Linked DNA regions of Homo sapiens: region 1 is linked to region 2. Evidence: chromatin loops called from intact Hi-C (ENCODE). Cell type or tissue: sigmoid colon. All regions are shown on one strand.

What was found. Hi-C counts contacts between places; a loop is a spot of excess contacts. Peaks named below come from ENCODE experiments on the same cell type or tissue, not always from the same donor. Only the 100,000 strongest peaks of a DNase experiment are listed, where the experiment ranks them.
Region 1: it touches region 2 in a loop (4-fold over the local background); 10 of 110 quality-filtered maps call a loop at or near these places.

Annotation. Positions count from the first base shown.
Region 1 is chr12:47,556,894-47,559,393 of GRCh38, forward strand. No RefSeq gene overlaps it. Among named protein-coding and RNA genes, the nearest start is that of LINC02156, 140 kb to the left of the region's middle. In sigmoid colon, no CTCF peak of the experiment used is centred here; DNase peaks (open chromatin) are centred at 658 and 1,108.
Region 2 is chr12:47,685,478-47,687,977 of GRCh38, forward strand. It overlaps RPAP3 (RNA polymerase II associated protein 3), which reads right to left. Exons shown (of 17, transcript NM_024604.3): 8 at 2,399-2,500; 9 at 1,303-1,430. Among named protein-coding and RNA genes, the nearest start is that of RPAP3, 19 kb to the right of the region's middle. In sigmoid colon, CTCF peaks have their summits at 1,365 (motif pointing left) and 1,580; no DNase peak of the experiment used is centred here.

The DNA of each region.
Region 1 (2,500 bases), 130 kb before region 2:
TAACACAGCAGACTCTTGGTGTTTGTTAAGTGAATTGTGCATCCCTCAAATTATTCTTACTCTTTGACTCACTAATCTAACTCTTTTGAATTTATTCTGGGGAAATCATTCAAAAGAATAAAAGAATTGAAGGTATCCATTTTTCAAAGCAGTATTACTAATAATGAAGAAAAATCGGAAATAATTCACACATCAAAAAAAAGGAGAATGGTTAAATAAATCATGATATAGCAGTGGTATGAAACATTATACCATAGCGAAATATGATGATTCTGAAATCTATGTAGCAACATGATAAATTAATAGAATGTAATAGATAAAAGCAGAGGGCTGAATTGTAGATGCACTATGAGTTACTGCTCTAAAACATGCAGCATATGGGCAGGAAACTCAAAAGATGAAAACAGTTGGCATGTTAGAGGGTGGAACAGTGGGCGTTTTTTTTTCATTTATTGTTTTCATTATACTGTTTTACAATAAATACAATTCATCAGAGAGATAGGCAAAGTTACCATGTGGAACAACAAAGACATTGGGCGTTATTGTTCTTGAATTTCTCAGTAAGAGCAGAGTTCTATCGAAATGGGTGATGGGAACTACATATTGGGATGCAGGAAGGGAGCCAGGAAAGGCTTGGAACTGCAGGAATTTCTTGTAAAGCTGCCTCAGGGCGCCAGGGCAACATCAAATGGAGACGGAGGTAGATGAAGGAAGAGAAAGCGCCAACATTACAGAGAAAGCAAAACACTCAGAATGAGGCCCTAAAGACCAATTCCTTCTTTGTGACAATCTTGGCTGTCCTTTCTCTCCTTGTCTTCTGTACCAATAGGAGGGGAGGGACAGGAGCTTAGTCCAACACCCTGCTCCTTCATGCCCAAAAAACATTTTCTTTTAATGGAAATGCCTTAGAAACAACTCATTATATAAATGCTGGGGGCTGGGGGCCACAACAGCACTTTCATTGTCCTCCAAGACAATCTTGTCATGAGAGTCAGCCTGGGCTACTCGTCTTCCTCCGGGGCTCAGCAAAGTCAGAGTCAAGACGGCATCACAGACAGAGGAACGACCAGAACTGAGAATCAAACAACCTGCAATCCAGGCCGGGCTTTGCTCTGTTTGGCACTTTGCCCCAGGACAGTTCCTGCCCTCAGTTTTCCCATCCAGAAAATAACATGGTTGGATGAGAATTTTGACGGTCTCAAGGAGCCTGCCAGAGGCAATATTCTGAGGGTTTAAATGTTTTCTAAATCTGTAAAATACAATTTATTACATATCTATTTCAGGGCCCAGAGGTGGCATGCCATGAAGTCACAACCATGCTAACAGGGACTATAAATCTGAATGTCTTTTGTTCAGGCCGGCTGTCTTCCTTTTGTGTGTGTGTGTGTGTGTGTGTGTGTGTGTGCCTTGCATTTCTATAATCATTGAAAGTTTATAAAGCATATCCATCCAAACCCACTATCACCCATTGTCGTTCCAAGGATTGTAAACACCCATTACTAATCTACTTTACAGTTGGAAAAACAGAAGATAAAGCCATTTAAATGGCAGAGTCAAGGCTCCAACCTAGGTTTTCAACTCTCAATAGAACCTTCTATTTATTGTAAATTGGGGGTGTCGGGAATTAGAGCAACAGATGAATGTTTATGGAGAGCCAGATATACTAAGGACAAGAACTTTGGAGAAAGACAAGTATATACAAAAAGGAGGAAAGAAACTAAGCCAAAGAGAGAGTCCAGAGAGGAAATCAGGGATGTTAGGGTGGCCCAGCAACAAAAAGACCTTGACTAACCTCAAGTTTTGTTTCCCAAGGGTTCGGGACATTTGATGAGCCAGTGACAGAGTCCTTATCGAATGGGTGATAATTTTGCAGAGGCCTCCTGTTGATGGAAAAATTGAGCACACGTTTTAAAAGCCTCAGTCTTTTCCTTTTCACATTTAATTTAACAACCGTGCAACATGTTCTGTTCTGAATCAGACACCTCATTGTCCCTTTGTTCAAAGGAGGAAATTAAAGTCTAGGAAAGAAGACAAGCTCTGATCTGCTGATGTGTTTTCTATTTGGCCATAGAAAGGTCATTAAAATGCACTTCCAGCACCTGCAGGAACATTTACATTTGAGGTAAAGTTAATTTACTTCTCTGCCCACTGATTTTCATTTATTTCCATCTATTAATGAGCTATACTCTTGTGGTCTGCACTAGTACCTCACTCACTATCACCACAAACTTTTGATAAACTCACTCTAAGATTGACAAAGCAAGATGTCTAAGGTAGCATACTAAGGGGAAGCACTAAAGCACAGAACAGTCTGTATAACAGATCCTTTTTAAAGTAGGTACATCAGCTGTATCCTAGTTCTCTGGCCTTTTGGGGCCACCGGTTCCTTTGGTATCTAATTAGAACAATTCAAGCCTCCATCCTTAGAATGGTAGCCCCCAAATCCCAGTGACCTCCCTGATATTTCTGAAGATTATCAGTGAGTCCAGGCTTATACCAA
Region 2 (2,500 bases):
AAATTTAACCTGTTGCTTATTTGCATGTGATTGCAGTGTCTGGTTTATAGATACTCTTGTGACAAGGCTGGCAACTGTTGGGCAACTCTGCCCTAGTAGTTATTCAGAAGACAAAGAGCTAAGGCATGTGTTATCACATTGGAAATCTAATCATCTACGTTGCTTCAGGTATTCCCTATCCACACTTGCTTGTTGATCAGTACGTGGAAGATGTGTCGAGGATCATCCCAAAATTTGGTGTCCTTACTGAAACCTTACAATCATGTCTTTAAAATTTTTTTAACATTAACTTGTCTGTATTTTAAATGTAGTTTCAAATACAGTACAATCACATGCAAATAAGCAGCAGGTTAAATTTGTACTGTAATTCTGAATATTGGTGAGCATAAAATACAGCACTTGCCTGTATTTTAAATGTAATTTCTCATTTTGAGGTGTGTTAATAAAAAATCAAATATACTACTATATCACAATTTTTAATATTTTCAAAACTATATTTTGATATAATTGGTTTCCTTTGTAATCCTAGTTGTACAGTTAAGCATTTAAAAATATCCTGAGAAGCGTTCAACATACAGCTAAAGGGGAATTCATGGCACTGAAGAAGTTTCGAATTCCTATTTATACTATTTACAGGCTTTTTAAAATTCTGGCATTAGTCTGTAAAGTATAACAAGAGAAACAAAGTCTAAGTCTAAGTTTCTGCCATCGGATATAATTCTACTGATTGTCCAACTTGGGCACAACCAGAAAAAGCTGGTTAATATAGGATCAAATGTTTGTTACATATGTTATTAATCAGCAGTTTCAATGACAGCAGTTCTCTTTTGTTATACATGTATGTATATAAAACATTTCCAGATAAGACTTTGCCCAAGGGGCTCTGAAGTGAAAAATAATTTTTAATCAAGATCCAGAATACTATACATAAAGCGACTAGAGAAAAACTGGTAAACTGTGTAATGCCAGACTTAAAAGCGGGAAAATATTAACAAGAACATCTACTGAATACACACCTTGTGCCTGGAACTATGTATACCACAGGTACATAAACACACACATACACATACACACACACACACACACACACACACACACACTACTTTTCCCCTCTCATTTCACTTTAATTTAAATGCTCAAAAATACATAAATTAAATTTTAACTTACTTAAATTTACCATAAATTGGCATGTGAGCTAACCTAACACGCCATAATTGGCATGTTAGGTAACTTATGGTAAAAATTTACCAATTTATTGTAAATTTTTATCCTGAACAGCACTAAAATGTAACCAATACTTACTTCTGAATCTTCAGATAGGCCATAGCTCTGTTAGCTGGAAGAAGGGCATTAGCACCATCTGCTGCTATCCCTCGAGTATAGCATTCAATTGCTCTTTCATATTTCCCCTCTTTGAAAAATCCATTCCCCTGTTATTTTGTAGAGAGATATGGAGAATAAAAAAAAAATTTCAAAAAAAATAAATGAATTCAAATCTTATGAAACACTGCAAGGATATTCACCAACAGTATTTCAAGAAAGAATATTGTTAAAAATCTGGCCCATGAGACACGTTTTAAAATCTGTTGGTTTGGGTTGTTTCTTTTTTAATGGCATTATTCTCTTTTCAGTACTAAAAAGGAAAAACATGTATACTACATTACTTTGCAGCATTCACTATTATTCCATTAATTACATATTACGCAAAGCTTAAATTTAAAAACCTATTTTAACAAAGGTCCAAATAATATACTGTCTTAAGTTACATTAGAAGCTGTACAAAAGGACTTCATAACTCAAATAAATTTTGTGAAAGAATACAGTACCAGAATTATAAAGCCCACTCTTCAATAACTTTAATATGCCCAAATATAAGATAAATTCAGCTGTATTGGAATTTGTATACCTGATTTCACTATAACATTTACTTATAATCAGTCAAATATCACAATCAATAATCATTTCATAAATATTTATTAGGAATCCTCTGTGGGTCCAGGAAAGGCAATAAATAAACTAAACCTCAACTCATGATTAGTAGAGGAATTTCAATCAGAAACAGTCCAGTGTGAATTAATGAAAAAAGTACATTATAAGAATGGATTGTAATTAACTTCTATGTTAAATTTATAACTATGTATATGTAAATATATAAAACATTCAAAAGTAGTTTCCTAAACTTAAGTGTTTCTATAGTTATTTTTTTAATTTATATATAAAGTCATCAATTACCCAAATTTTGAATTAGTAGGTCCCAGAGGCTTTAGTGCATTTAATTCCCAATTCCTACTCAAGCAAAACTTTAATATTAGAGAAGAAAGAAATTAACTGATATACAAGAAATAAATCAACACTCAGCAAAACATATACATTGTACGTTGGAATAGCTTTGGATTACCCGATCTTTCTCTGAAATGGCCTGCTGCTTATTCTGTTGTGCTTCAATTTGCTTTCGCTCTCCTTCTGTTGACTTAATCACTATGTCAGCTTCCTTTGGATA